Linked DNA regions of Mus musculus: region 2 is linked to region 1. The links are chromatin loops, found by intact Hi-C in ENCODE. Cell type or tissue: gastrocnemius. All regions are shown on one strand.

Region 1 (8,000 bases):
TTGGAGGAAGTGTGTCTTTGTGGGTGTGGGCTTTGAGACCCTCTTCCTAGCTGCCTGGAAGCCAGTCTGCTAGCATCCTTCAGATGAAGGTGTAGAACTCTCAGCTCCTCCTACACCATGCCTGCCTGGATGCTGCCATGCTCCCACCTTGATGATAACGGACTGAACCCCTGAACCTATAAGCCAGCCCCAATTAAATGTTGTCCTTATAAGAGTTGCCTTTGCCGTGATGTCTGTTCACAGCAGTAAACCCCTAACTAAGACATAGACCATTGTCCTGAAGAGGAGAGGGCCTAAGCATTTAGCCCCAGCTCTCCTGGAACTCACAGAGATCTGCTTGCCTCTGCCTTCAGAATGATGGAATTAAAAGCGTGCTCCACTATGCCTGGCCCTCAGTGGGTCTTACTGACTGCCAAAGGACCTATAACACACAAAAAATAATAATAATTCTGAGTCCTAATTTGTTGGCACCCTAATGCTGGTGCCGTGAAGGACAGGTGTGATTTCACACTCAATGATTCAGTCATCTCACATACGGGAAGATACATGTGCCAGCCACTGAGCTAGGACCCAGCTGTATAAGGACCGACCAACAGCATAAACAATGACTTTGGTCCCCAGACAGCTTGCAGTCTCCCGGGGTTGTGGATATATTTGAAAGGAAGTCAAAACTATAATGAGAAAGCTTCTATGGTAAGAAAGGTTGGGAGAATTGCAAGGAGACAGCACAGGAGACTGCCACCAAATCAGTGGTATGGGGAGGTTCTCGAGAGAGCCATTTCGAGGCTGAACCGCTCACTGAGTGTGAAGAAAGGCCTTAAAATTAAAGAACTCACGGTGAGTTCAGAGAACCCGGTGCCTTTGTTTGATTAACTGACTCCGTTCATCCCAGCAGTGCGTCTGTCGAGCATGCTGTTCTGTACAGTAGTGGCCTCTGGACACATGTTGCCAGTGAGCACTTAAGATGCAGCTAGGGGGAATAATTTGATTTTTCATTTAAATTAATTTAAAATGTAAAGAGCTACATGTGAGTGGTGACTATATAACAGGTTAAGTCCTGGACTCAAGGTAGGGCTTTGGAGCAAACTCTCATTAAAGCGTTTGAAATAGCTGGGTGATGGTGGCCCATGCCTTCAATCTCAGTACTCAGGTGTCAGATCTCTTGAGTTTGAGGCCAGACTGGTTTACAGGGTAAAAGTTCTAGGACAGCCAGAGCCACACAAACAACAAAGTTTGAAATAATGTCTAAGAGAAGCATCCATTAAAGGTTTGGAACCTGGGAATAAATGAGTGGGAGAGAGAAGATTACAGCAGCCACCAGGACAGGATCCAGACAAGATACACAGTGGCCCAGACCAGGGGCTGGACTGCACTGGGGAAAACTAAAGAGTCCAAAGTGGTTCAGAGGGACAAGATCTCAAGCAGGTTCCCCCATTATGTTTCAGAAACTTCCATTTTTGTGTCTGTTCTTGTTCTTAACCCTGGATAATCTCCCCTCTAAATGCACACATGATAAACTCCTACTGATTAAGACAAAATAGTCTGTGAAAAGCATAGTCCTATAGATTGGGGCTTCTTTTATCTTTAGTGTGTGTGTGTGTGTGTGTGCGTGTGCGTGTGCGTGTGTGTGTGTGTGTGTTTCGTGGAAAGGGCACGCTTGGTACAGCACATTATGTCAGAGGTCAGAGACAGCCATCTTGCTGGCCCCAGAATGGGACTCCAGTAATCCACTCCGAGCAAGTTCTTTGTGACTTGTTCCATGTCACGTGTACTGCAGCTGTCCCTACCTTGGGCCAAGGAGGGCTGTTTGCTCAGAATCATCTTCCTATGGTATTCCAGGAACTAAGAAGCTGCCCCACAGATGGTTTCACAGAGGCGCTCCCTTCCTGATACGCTGCCAGCACCATACTCCTGCCTCCAGCCTGAGGAACCTAAGGAATGCTGACTTCAAAATACTTTGTTCCCAAGTCTGGGAGTCAATAAAGACATAGAAGTTAGTTCTCCTGGGGTGGGGGAGGTGACTCAGTGATGAAGAGCTCTGGCTGTTTTCCTGGAGGACCTGAGTTCCCTTGTCAGCACCCATGTCAGGAGCTTACGATCATTTAGAACTCCAACACCAGGGGACCTGATGCCTTTCCCTAGCCGCAGTGAATACCACACATGCATGATATACACTCACAAAGACACGTATGTGTATGAATAAAAAAATAACTTTAGAAATTAGTTGTTCTGGTTTATACTTCTGAATAATTTGTTGGTTTTCTTTTATGTAAGATATACTTTTTGAATAAGAGAACAAATATACCCGAGATGGGCAGCATCTGACATGTGACACAGTTTTCCAGATAATTACAACTTGTTTTATGAGTTATCATGGTTATTATTATGTCTCTCTACAGCAATAGAAACAGAGTCCAGTTTGTGGTGCTGTTTGGTGAGGTTTAGGAGGCGCAGCCTTGCTGGAGGAAGTGTGCCACCAGGGACACCTTTGAAAGTTTAAAGCGTTACCAGGCTGGAGAGATGGCTCAGAAGTTTAGAGCTTGTGACTGCTCTGCCAGAGGTCCTGAGTTCAATTTCCCAACAACCACGTGGTGGCTCACAGCCATCAGTAATGGGATCGGATTCTTCTAGTGTGCAAGAAGACAGAACACTCATATACATAAGATACCGAACAAGTAAATCCTGTTTTAAAAGGAAGTTTGAAGCCTGCTTCCACCCCCATTTTGGCTCTCTGCTCAGTGCCTGCTGTCATAGACAGGAGCTGTCAGCTTCCACCTTCTGCCACTCTGCCTCTGCCCTACCATGCTGGGCTCAAGGGCCATCAGCCACAATAAAACTTTCCTTCTATAAGTTTCCTTGGTCATTGTGTTTGGTCACAACAATCTCAAAATAACTAAGGTAATGGCCTAACATCCTTTGCTTCTAAATGTGGTCATGTTGAACTAGGGATCACAAAATGACTTCACTTTAACTTAACTACCCTTTAAAGAACTTATCTCCAAATACAGCCACATTTCGGAGTGACTTCAACATATAAATCTGTGGGGATACAGTTCAGCTCATAACACTTCTCTAAATACAACTTAGAAGCCCCCACCCATCCCTGTTGAAGAATAAATTAAAACTCTAACCCATCCCACATAGTATTTCTACAGCCTTCATAAGCAAGGTCACTTGGTATAGAAACTGCATCTCGGATCTGATACTCTGTACACAGCCTACTTCTCATAGGTGTAGTTAGGAAGAGGTGTCTAGGCCTAATAAGCCCCTTGTCTTAGTTCAGATTTTATTGCTGTCAAGAGATACAAGGCGACTCTTATAAAGGAAAGCATTTAATTGGGGCTGGCTTACAGTTCAGAGGTTTAGTCCGTTATCATCATGGCAGGAAGCTTGGCAGCACGCAGGCAGACATCGTGCTGGAGAAGGAGCTGAGAGTTCTACATCTCTATCCACAGGCAGTAGAAGGTGATTGGGTGCCACACAGGGCATATCATGAGCCTGTGAGACCTGGAAGGCCACCCCACACAGTGACACAGTTCTTCCAGCAAGGTCACACCTCCTAATAGTGTCACTCCCTATGTGCTTATGGGGGGCCAATTGCGTTCAAACTATCACACTCCTCCATTAACATGTCCACCTGCTTACCTACAGAATGGTTTGGTGGTTTTCTGTGGCGGCTAGTATATCACGCTGGACTCCTTGGCTTACGTGCCCATTTGAACCGAAGTTTCACAAGGGAAAATGCAAAGTGACAGGAAGAGATGATTGCTTCTCATCAAGTGAGCAGGTTAAATAACTATGTTACTGTCTGGGTAAAGCTTAAGTGACAGCAAACAAGTAGCTGTTGGGAGAGGAGAGCTGAGGACATGCGTGCAAGGACAGTGAAGTCCTTTCTGGGGGTGTTCTACGGATCCACGACGGCTTCGACGCCATGCTTTTGATTAGTTTGTCCCAAGTCAATAATGAGGCATGTGTTTGGGGGTGCAGTATAACACAGCTTAATTAACTAACTTAGTTTTGGTTTGTCTTGGTTTTTTTCTAAGATAGGGTGTCATCATGTAGCTCAAGCTCTCCTGGAACTCACTATGTAGACCAGGCTGGCCTGGAACTCTCAGAGATCCACCTGCCTCTGTCTCCCAGGGACATGTACCACTGTGCCTGGCAGGCAGCGCTGTTTCTATTACCAAAACCAATCACAGCCCAGATGCCTACCAAGTACCAGATGAAATCAGTGAAGTGCTACATAAGCATAGCAGGTATCTCAGTTACATTGTTCATGGAAAAGGAAGGTTATAGTCCAGTTGTTGAGCATGCTTGCAATTCTAGCACTGGGGTGTTTGAGGCAGGAGTTGGAAGACAGCCTGGGCTGTATAGCAGGTCCAGGCCAGCTGGAGATAAATAACAAAGCTCCTGTCGCTAACAAACAAGCAAGCAAACAAACAAAAACAGCAGGTTAGTGGATAAAATGTGTCACCATTTTGCCACGTTGGCCACTACATAGTTTAAGAATATATTTATAAATAGGTGGAAAAGGTTGATAGGATGTATCCAACACTGATAATAATGGTATAGGCTCCTATGGTTTACTGTATGTGTTTCTGTTGGCTAGATGGGTTGATGTAGTTGTTTGTGGAGTTGGCCTCTTTGCTTTAGGAAAGCCAGTTTTGCAAGTCTGTCCTGCGTAAAAACCATGTGTCCATTCTTAACTTGTTTTTCGGACATAAGGCAAGTTGCTTATTTATAGCAGGAAGTATACATGGTGTCACCACCTGGACAAACCAGGGCTCCACGCCGGTCCTACCGTTCCTGGCACACTGTTTAACCTCAGTGACCATTAGCTGCCTCACTTAGAGAATGGAAGTCATGATGGCATAAGGTTGAGCTTGTAGAAGTGTTTTGATGGTTGAGACCAGGAACATAAAGTTCCCAGAATATGAGAAGTCTCCTCTCTGGTGATAGAAATATAATACACTTAAAGTTTTAATTTCATTTTTCTTGTATCTGTAGGAGTGCTCGCCCTATAATGTATTTATGTGTTCCATGTGTGAGCCCTGGTGACTTTGGAGGCCAGAAGAGGGTGTCAGATCCCCTGAAACTGGAGGTTCAGGTGGTTGTTAGATATCCTATGAATACTGGGAATTGAACTTGAGTCTTCTACAGCCTGTACCTTGAGCCACTGAGCCATTGCTCCAGCCCCATATATACGCTTACGAAGTCTTCACATTCTAAAGCCAAGACTTGATGAGTAGAACTTTTAAAAACATTAACATTATAGGAATAAAAAAGGCTACATTTATCTAGGAAAAAAAAACTTTTCCGAAATATTTTTTGTTTGTTGTTTTTTGTTTTGTTTTGTTTTTTGAGACAGGGTTTCTCTGTCTGTGTGTAACAGCTCCTGCTGTCCTGAAACTTGCTCTGTAGACTAGGCTAGTCTCAAACGCCCAGAGATTCACCTACCTCTGCCTCCGGAGTGCTAGGAGGCCACCACACCCAGCTCAAAAGATTGTTTTAATCACCTTTGATTTTATATATATATATATTTATTTATTTATTTATTTTGTGTGTCATTGCACAATGTGGAAGTCAGGGAACTACCTTTGGGTTCCTGGGATCAGATTCAGGTTGGCAGCCTTGGCAGCAGGCTCCTTGACCCACTAAGCTATCTTGCTCATTTTATACAAGTTTACCAGTACATGTTCAGAGTCCCGTGGTTTTAGAGTGACACTCTCATATTTGTACATTTTGTGACCAAGGTCCCTCCCGCTGTCCTCTAGCTCTGCTCCTTGTCCCACCTTCTACATCAATGTCTTTTCTTGGTTTGGTTTGGTTCCTGGGGACGCAATGAGTTTTCTCAGGATGGCTTATTACTGCCGAGTAAAGGGCTCCTTACAGAGACACGGACAACTTACCAGGGACTGTCAGCTCAGAGGAAAATGTCTACCCAGCAACCTGGACTGGGAGAGGCGGAGCCTCCTGAGCCCCTCCCCCGCCCCACCCAACCATGAGGAACTGTTGAAGGGCCCAGTCTCCTGCATATCTTATGCAGATAATCAGAGCTTCTGAAAGTTCAAGAGTCCTTAGGTAGTTTTTATAAATTTCCTTATTTAAAAAAAAAAAAGGAGGGGGTGATTTCTTTCTGTGTAATTAAGCTTTAAGCTACTATGCAAAGTAACTAGTTACATTATGGCATTTTTTATTTCTTTTTTGTTTTTGAGACAGAGTTTCTCTGTGTAGCCCTGACTGTCCTGCAGACCAGGCTGGCCTCCAACTCACAGAAATCCACCTGCCTCTGCCTCCCGAGTACTGGGGTTAAAGAAAGGTATATGCACCACTACTGCCGGGCACATGATGGCATTTCCATATACCCGTGTTGTGTGTTCTCTCTTAGTTTCCCCTGTGTCCTCTCACCTCCTGTGCTCCCTCTTGCTGCTTGTCCTCATTGTGCTCCACAGGGCACACATATGGGCAGTCTTTCTTATTCTTTCAGTCCACGTGACTGAAGGGAAGACTCACTTCACATACGCTGTGAGCTAGCCGCTGACTGACACCCATACTACAGCACTGGGGTCAGGAGCTCTCCTGAGAGAGCTGGGAGGGAGAGGAGCCAGGTTCCCTCGCAGGGTGGACAGGGGGACTCAAACGACACCTCAGTGTGTACCTGAGTGTGTTTACCTGAACGTGTCCGCCTGTGTGTATCACTGGAGGCTTATGAACGTTCTGACACATCACTGTCCTTTGCCTGAGAGGGCTCTGGGATGGAAGGGGCCTTTCCCACTTTGGTACACTTCAACTCCTCCTTCCACAGAGTATCTCTGTCGGGGAGGCTGTTTCATTTCTCAGCTCTTTTGAAACAACTAGTTAATCTTTACTATCAACCCTTGCACTCGTTCTCCTTCCTTAACCCATCCGTCCTGGTGACTAAGAATGATAACATTTCTGGTGAAAACATTGCCTTTGCCTCCCAATGACATAATGATTGTGCCCCTGCCACCACCTACCGCCCTTAATTCGGGATGACGCTCTCACCTTGTGGACCTCAGGCTTTACCGTGTGACCTGCTTTGGGGACCACAGTAAAGGGTGGACATCAAGTGCCGTGAGCTCCCTTTGTCCTGTCAGGGCTGCCCTCCAAACCCACCACTGCCACACCCTGGCTCGTCTTTGTCCCACCCCATCCTGTACAAATGCTCATGCCCACCTCCCAGATGCTGTCTCCTGTACGCCAGCTTCCAGAGCCCTCTCTGCGGACAGCATCACGCTCTTCCAGGACCCATGGACCCAAATGTAGACCACTGTGCCAGTGTCACCCTTAGACTTTGAAGGCCGGAGCCACATCATGGACTCTTGTGTGATAAAAGCTTTCTGGAGAAGGCAACAACACTCATCTACTTACCGCAGATAGGGAGCCCATGACAGATCAAAGTACAGATACCATCAAACTGTAGCCTAGGAAAACCAATGAGTTTTACCGAGGTTGCACTATGGGTGAGGGGTTACTTACGGGAGCAGAAATGACCGAAGCCTACCCTAGCTTGGGTAACAGCTTATAAAGCTGGGAACCTGGAGCACATGCCACAGCTTGTAGGCAGCTCAACATGTTGGCAAGTGTCTTTTCCAGGCATCTTGGTTGGGTTGCACCTCTTCCAGGCAGCTCCGCTAGTTTCTGCTTCTTCTACACATAGGGTCTGGTCTCAAGAGTCTTTGTGGCTTTTCTCCTCTGAGTCTTCTCTGCAACTCAGCCTGCCTCATCTTAGCCTGGCTCTCAGCTTTTATTGTCTACTCTTAACAAGGAGGGGGCCTACTGAATCTGCTCAGTTTCAGGGACCTCCTGAAGGCTTTTTTGAGTGGTTTACCAAGCAGGATCTTCTCTGCAGGATGGAATGTTTCAGTCTCAGAGGAAACGGTTATACAAGAGAGGTGTAGATGTGGACCACATACAAGCAAATATGATCTTTGGTGTATAGGACTTGGTGAGTTCCAGGCCAGTGAGAGAAATTGTCT
Region 2 (8,000 bases), 74 kb before region 1:
AATTTCAGGATTATAAAAGCAGATGTGAAATTCTTGGAATAATGCCTGTCAAATAATATACACCATGTTAATATTAGGGTAATTATTATGTTATGAATCAGCTTCATCTCTCCACCTAGGTATTAAGTTCTTTGTGGGTGACATCAGTTCATCTTGTTCTTTTCCTCGCCAGTACAATATTCTTAGTATATTGATGGTATTGGGCTCTCCGACAAATTATTTCCCTTTTGTGAGCTCTGGTAGGTAGGGGCCATACACAAATTTGTGTAGAGTTCCATCTGGGTTCATGAACACTATTTGTCACCCACAGTTTACAGTCGCCCTTCCTAAACCCTACACACCCTATACTAAAAAGTATGAAAAAAATAAAAGTGAGCTCAAAGTGGCTTGCATGAGAGAAGAGCACGGATCCCAGCATCGTGGAGGTTCACAACCACCAGCCCACAGTAGCTAGGACTCCGTAATGGTTCCCAGTCCCAGCCACTTCTTGCCCCGGGAGCTTGCTTGGCTAACCCCATTGGGTGCACAGGGCACCGGAACCGGTTTCAATGTTCTCCTGGCCCCAGGTGCGGTGGGAACCAAGGCCAGGGCAACTAAGGTCTGCGAGTGGCTCCGCCCACCCCATCCTTCTGTCCAATCAGAGAGCGTCTCTTGCACAAGCCGCGCCCAATCAGGAGCGCCGAGAGCTGCGCCCTGAGCCCGCGGGCGCCCAGCAAGCCCAGAGTCGCGAGCGGGCAGTGGAGGTGCGGCGGCCCGGACGGAGCTCTGCGCGAGCGGCGGCGGGACGGGGTCAGGCTGGGGAGCTGGCGGTGGCGCGGATCTCACCGCCGATGCCGGGACTCTGCTCAGCCCGCTGCTGGTGAGTACGACCCGCGGTGGGGAGCGACCTAGGCGCCGCAGGTGGACGGCGGGGGGCGCCGGCCGCGAGGTCCTAGCGCCGAGCATCTCCGAGCACCGGGTATTGAGCCAAAGCGGAGCGCCACCGCACCACCAAGTCCGGGAAGGCCCGACTGGGTGGGTGGGGAATGAGGCGAGGCGGCTTCTTCGGGGTATTCGTGGGGAGACCCCCGTGACCCCCACACTCATCGCAGCACTTCTTGCCAGCCCGTGCCTTTCCCTGAGCTCCAAGTCGGCCAGGGCCACTTCGTTGTCCTGAGCGGGGAGGCGACAACAGGTGTCCTTGGAGATGGTGCCTTGCCCCACCCCCGCTCGAAATCCCGGCCTTGGCGTCGCGCCCCAGCTTCGGGGTGTTCTGAGTCGGGACCCCAGCCTGGCCTCTCAGGCTCTTTGCCCGCTGGACAGCGCCCAGGGGCGGCCTGGACCCCCGGGCCTTGGATGGAGTTTCCTGAACGCGTTGCCAAGCAATTTGCTGGACACCGCCTCTCGTCGGGATGGATAGTTGGGGGGGGGGGGGGAGCGTTATTTATTGGACACTAGCCTCTCCCTGGGATGTAGAGTTTTGTGTGTGTGTGTGTGTGTGTGTGTGTGTGTGTGTGTGTGTGTGTGTTCCCATACAGACTCTGCTGAAAGGAGCTGCCTGAGGGCTCTAAGTGAATCATTAACTCTGGTTTTATGCAGCTACTGCCCCTGCCTGCATTTCTCTTGCTCGCTCCCAGTCTCCTTCATGCTTTCTGTGCTGTTTGCTCTCCTTATTTATAAAGTGACAATTCTGATTGCACTCGTATGGAAGATTATATGAGCCACTGTCTGAAAAATAGCAAGCATAGCACCAAGCATTCAAAAAATGCTGGCTCTTAACGATTGTCAAGTGGGTGATTGTTTTAAGAGTAAATCAGACCTGTCCAGACTGGCCCCATAGCCATTTGGAGTATTTAGCAGTTTTCTACTCTCCAAGGAGAAAAATGTTACTGTTACTGATGGTATCATTTAAAGGGAATAGATATGTCCTACTGGGGAGCAGATGGGAAAGAGAGATGAATTTCAATTAGTATCCAATGTTCTGTGACCCTATGGATGTTTTGTGAAAAGAATATTATGATGCTTTTGTTGTTTTCTCTCTCTTATTTGTATGGGTGATTAGAGTGGTGAAGGAATTATTTTTAGCATTTTGTAGCTTGTAGCCTTTTTTAAAGGTGAGGGATGGGGACAGAAACACACATATGCAATTCTCAGCCTTATAACAAAATGCCAGCAGCTGAAAGAACCCCAAAATGTGTGTTTCTACCTTCATGCAGTTGATGGAATGTCTGTCTCAGGTGGTCTTAGTTCAGTCTTTTGCCGCTGTATCCTCTCTGTCCCCTTGCTGTTTAATCTGGGCATCACAGACACGGGTGACTACATGTTTATTTGTGTTTCTGAACCTAAGATAGCACATGGATCACATGTTGGAGTTGTGAGCCCTCTCCTTTGAGACCTAGAGACCTCTCTATCTGTGTTCTCAGTGGACATCTGTCTGTCTTGCCATCCCACCTAACTCCTGTGGCCTGGACCTTCAAAGGACAAGGTCAAACTATCCCGGTTTTCCTGTGGTTGCCAGACCCTTGTCTACCTTAGGATCAATATACACGCCCAATATATAGCGAGCGTCTTCTCAGGGTCTGAGATGGGTTTCTCACTGCAGATCTTGCAAGTGTGAGAACAGTGTGGCTTTTCAGCTGTTGCTCTGTGGACTTTTCCTTTCCAGTGGAGTGGGAAGATCTGATGGCTATAGCCAGGAAGGGACAAAAGGATGTGGCACGGGGCAGATTGCTGAATTCAAAGGCAGACTCCCACCTCGTGAGAGCCCAGGCTCTAACTGTGGCTAAGAAATCTGGGCACCCTGCTTTGGTTCTCTGAGCTAGGCTCCACATGAGTGATACTGATTTTATTAAATAGTGAAGAGACAGGATGCTTTAAAAAGAAAATGCTAGTGGATGAGAAGCCCGTAGCACAGCCCCCAGACACAGTTACATGTCTGTGGCATCTAGGAGGTTCTAACAGTGAGAGTTAAAGATAAAGGGCAGATTGAGAGTTGACTACTTAGGCAGTTGATAGAATGAGGAGCTGAAGTGGGGTCTTTGAGAGCAAGGCAGAACAGACGGGCGAAGGCACAGAACATCACAAGTGTTGCTTTAAACTGCTTGGGCTAAATAACAAGTAACCCCAAACATCATTGCTCTACAGTCTCTCAGACTTCTTACTCATTGATGCTGTGCGTCTAGGTGGGTCAAATCAGCCTCCCTCAATCAAGGACCCTACTGACCTCACTATGGCAAAGAGAGAGACTTACCATGGGACAGCACTATCACATTTAACATCTGCTGGGAAGTGAGTGTTGGCTGGCCCTCCAGCTCCATGCCGTTGACCGAGGTCAGTGACATGGCCAAGTGTGATGTCAGAGACAGTATAAGCTTCCTGAAGATAGGGAGATATGGTTGTGGAGATCGGAAACTGAAAAAAAAAAAAAAAAAAAAAAAAAAAAAAACAAGGTCAGGGAAGTTATCCAGAGGCAGATGATGAAAGATTCGGGTTTGTGGACCAGGCAGTTGAGTCTTTATGTTATAGGCAGAATGTAACCACTGAAAGCAAATGTGTGTGTGAAATGTGTGTGTGTGTGTGAGTCTGTCTGTCTGTGTGTCTCTGTGTATATATATCTGTGTGTCTGTGTCTATCTCTCTGTGTGTGTATGTGTGTGTGTCTGTGTGTGGTATATGGTATATGTACACCCATGTGTGCACATAGAAACCAGAAGAAGATTTTGGGGCAGGGTGTAGAGCAGGCACTATTACCTCCAGAGCCATCTCCCCAGCTCCTAATGAAGTTAAATTGAGGTTTAACAAGGTCAGATTTTTAGGACAAACGCAAACCTCCAGTAGCACGGTGAAGTATGAAACTGGTGAAACTCAGAGCAAGAGGTGGCGAGATCCTGGTCAGCCCCACAACCTCACATCCCTCTCATGTGTCTCGAAGGACACCAGGACAAGGAAATTCTTCAGCTGATACTGGAGTGGCTTGTGTTTTTCACGCGTCGTCCTACAAGGCACGTGCTCTCTCACCTTGACGTTTTTATCTTGTAATATCATCAAAACCTAACAAACATCTAATATGGTAGTTCCCAGACTTTGGCTGCATCGACAGATGGGAAGGCTCCACGCAACAGAAATTGCTGACTCCGCCCCCAGCCCCATCCCAGAGTTTCTGAATCAGTCAATACAGGGTCAGACCTGAGAGTAAACTTTTCTGCCCAGTGCTCTGTCGATGCTGATGCTGTTGGCCCAGAGACCTCACAATGAAAAGCAGTAAAGGCAGCAATTAAGATGTGTCTGCTGGGAAGACCTGCAAGGGAGGGCCAATGAAAGGTTCTAGTACTTTGCCCTAGGCTGCTGTGAGCATCGGGGTGTATAGGAGTCCCTGAACCTCCAGTTCTTATTAACTGCTTGCTTGTTTGATTTTTTTTTTTTTAATCAGAACCTTATTATATAACTCTGCCTGGCCTAGACCCCTAAGCAATCCTCTGCCTCAGCCTCCTAAGTACTAAGTTACAGGTATGTACCACCCTTCCCAGGCTTATATTTAAATGTCCTGTGCAATTCTCCTAAGCCGAAAATGCCAAACAGCTCCAATGTGGAGCTTCTAGAAGCATACAAGGGCTGCTTTGTCCCACCCCCTTGTAATTCTGCCCAGCGTCTCCGTCCTCTCATTGAGCACACACCCTTTCAGCTGGTTCCAGCCTTCTCTCTCCCTGGCTTGTCCACACATCCAAATCTTAGTCCCTCACACTCTTTTGTCTTCCCAGTCTAATGTCTTCTGGACCTTGCCCACTGGGTGGATCTTTGGCTGAATCGTAGCAGAGTCAGACCAAGAAATGGCTTGTCTCATTTGGTTGAGTCTTTATGACAAAACATCTGTACGGTGTGGTCATCTGCAAATTGCAGCCCATCTCTACCCCAAGATAAATAATCCTCTGAGAATCCAAGATCAACCAGGCCAAAGCTCTTTGGCTTGCTGTAATAGGAGGGGCAGGTCACAACAATCCTCTCAGCGCTGACTCATTGCTCTCGCAATGACAGAGTGTTTGAAAAACGGTTGTTAAAGAGAAAACACGTTGCTTTGTACAGGAAATGAAACACAGGTTTCTTTTCTTTTCTTCTTCTTCTGGGTTTTAGACATAAACAAAGGGTGACCTCTATCTGGGAGCCAGATAACTATTGTGTGCCCACCCTAATATGCAGCTTGTGAACACATGACATATTTTTAGGCTCAGTGTTTTGAATGCTGGATAGTGGCTTAGAAGATGTGTCTAAGGTAAAGATGAGCATATGATGGCTCAATGGGTTATGGGTAGAAAATTCTTGAAGCAGTGTTTATTGTTTATATAAAATAAGAAATACAGTGAGCTAAAGCTTTGAAAAGGCCCAATATTTGACAGATAATCACGCTTAGCAGGTGTGTTTTTGAAACAGGCAATTCTCTTAGGGTTCTGGGCTTCTCCCAGGTAAGTAAGAAAACTTGGAACCAGAGTTCTTGTTCTGGAGGCCTGAGGCTATCTCTTTCTTTCTCCAGGTAATTCTGAAAAGCAAGTAATTTCCTCCCCTCCCACACACCTGGCTTCAAAGTGCCCTTCCCTTGGTGACTTTATGAGGCATTAGAGCATCTTCCTGCATCTTAGGTCTCCAAGAAACTTTGAAGTTTCAAAAGATGCCCTAAACAGAACCCCGGCCTTAAGAGTGAACCACAAGAGACTCCAGACAGGAAGGATTAAAGCGTCGAACAGAGTTAGAAAGTGCTACTCTCCCATTGCATAGCATTCATCTGGCAATTTGATATGAAATATCATATGTCAAATATGTCAAAGCCTCAGATACTTAGAACGCTGTCCTTTTGTGCGTATATTGAACAGTTGTAGGACATAGATTTACAGTACTATTGTTGCCTTTCCGAAGTGCCATACCTAACATAGAAATACTAGTCTAAGTTCTATAGACAGATAACAAGATAAGGGAACAAAAATAAGAGGGCAGAATTGAGAACTCAAGACCTTGCACGCTTTGTCCATCCTGTGCCCTGCCGGCCCCTCACTAACTGGGCTCGTGACCTCCAGTGGCTTCACGGATGAGAAGATGGCGGTCACTGATTCCGATGTTTGGGATGGTCCGGTGTAGCCATTGGAAGGTGACCCACGTGATGGTATTGACAATCCTTCTGGGAGTTACAAAATTCCGAGGAAGAAGTTACAGGCTCTCTGTGTCTTCTTACACTGCCTCTACTCTGACAGTGAAAGAGTACACTAGTATTTACATAAATTAATATCAGTTAATGGTGAGACCACAAACAGAAAGTCGGCAAATGGCTAAGAAGGTACTGAGTGCCAGGCGTTCAGAGACCTGATGGAGTAGGTCTTCGAAAAAGCGGGTACTGTGGGAAGAATGTAGAAATAGGATTTCGTGAGGGAAAAGCACTGGGTTTGTAGGGAATGAACCCCTGTGGACTCTGGTTCTGCATCGGCGACTCAGTTCAGGCTCCCTGACAAGACTGCCTCATCTGGGATGAGAGAGTCGACAGAAAGCAGGGGAGTTGATGGGAGTTGGTTGCCCTCTGCCCATCTAATACGAATGCTCACGCACATAGAAATTTGCACAACCTCTTAACCAACGACTATAATTCACTAGCAGGCACATAGCACAGGACAGGACTCTGATGTGACCTTCTTAACATGCCCGTTTTATTAATAGGAAAGCACTTGGGAGCTAAGGATGTCAAACCTCTTTATAAATAAAGCCTAGCCCTACCATAAACTCTGTCATCTGGCAGGCAATCGGTCTCTCTCTCTCTCTACTTCTAAAATGACTTAAAGGTCAAAGGGGTGGTTCAAAGTCACACAGGAATCCCTGGACACGTCCATGTTAACGGATCCCACCTTTCCTGTCATCAGCTGGATTACATTGCTTCCCAGAGCTCCACAAGGATGGTGACACTAAGGACTTAGGGCCTGGCCAGCTAGCTAGGACGTTTCCAGCTAGCATTATATACCACATGGATCTTCAACTGTTAATGCCCAGAGCTGCTTGTTAGTTTTAGATTTAGATAATTACACCCTTTCCTTTCAGCCTTAAAACCGTCGCTTTTATTAAGAAAGTGCCACTCCAGCTGGGCGTGGTGGGGCACACCTTTAAACCCAGCACGAGGCAGAGGCAGGCGGATTTCTGAGTTCGAGGCCAGCCTGGTCTGCAGAGTGAGTTCCAGGACGGCCAGGGCTACACAGAGAAACCCTGTCTTGAAAAAAAGAAAAAAAAAAAGGAAAAGGAAAAAAAAAAGAAAAAAAGAAAGTGCCACTTCTGTGCTATGGCTCTGTGCAGATACGCTGTGTGAATAAAATGCCATTGAGTTCTTTTAACCAGATGCCAACTAGGGTAGTTGCTTTCAGTCTGTTTGAACTTGGGAGTGAGATTTCAAACCATTACCGGCTTGATACTGTCCTCTATTGCCTGCCTTTTGAAGGTAGCCGGTTACACTTGCTGTTGCTCTTCCCTCCTCCTCCTCTTCTTCTTCCTGCCCTCTTCTTCCTCCTCCTCTACCTCATCTTCCCCCTCTTCTTCTTGGTCTGTCTATCCATGTGTGTAAGTGTGTGTGTGTGTGTGTGTGTGTTTGCATTAGTGTGAGGGTCAAAGGGCAACCTCAGGTGCCTGTCCTTACCTTCTACCTCTTTTGAGGCAGGGTCTCTTGGTTTTTTTTTTTTTGTTGTTGTTGTTTTTTTGGTTTGTTTTTCCTCCTGCATATACCAGACTAGCTGGTCTTCAGGCTTCCAGGGATTTGCCATTTGTTTGCACCACCCATTTCCTCATGCTGAGATTACAGTAGATGCTTGTGCTGTGTATCAGGCTTTTACATGGGTACTAGGGATTTGAACTCAGGTCCTCATGCTTGCTTGGCAACCACTGTTATCCACTGAGCCATTTTTCCCATGAAGTGGAATTCAGGGCAGTGGTCGTGGAGGAATAAATGGAGTGGGAGAAAACCCATGTCCCGCCAGAGTTACGATGCTCTGGGTGGGTGGACGCAGG

The links. Hi-C counts contacts between places; a loop is a spot of excess contacts. Peaks named below come from ENCODE experiments on the same cell type or tissue, not always from the same donor. Only the 100,000 strongest peaks of a DNase experiment are listed, where the experiment ranks them.
Region 2: a loop joins it to region 1, with 2.2 times the contacts of the local background. A loop is called at or near these places in 2 of 42 quality-filtered maps.

Annotation. Positions count from the first base shown.
Region 1 is chr12:91,697,636-91,705,635 of GRCm38, reverse strand. All of the region lies in intron 4 of Ston2 (stonin 2), which reads left to right. Among named protein-coding and RNA genes, the nearest start is that of Gm16876, 20 kb to the right of the region's middle. In gastrocnemius, no CTCF peak of the experiment used is centred here; no DNase peak of the experiment used is centred here; H3K27ac peaks cover 692 bases.
Region 2 is chr12:91,771,858-91,779,857 of GRCm38, reverse strand. All of the region lies in intron 1 of Ston2 (stonin 2), which reads left to right. Among named protein-coding and RNA genes, the nearest start is that of Ston2, 11 kb to the left of the region's middle. In gastrocnemius, no CTCF peak of the experiment used is centred here; DNase peaks (open chromatin) are centred at 668, 942, 1,249 and 4,618; H3K4me3 peaks cover 3,818 bases; H3K27ac peaks cover 7,657 bases.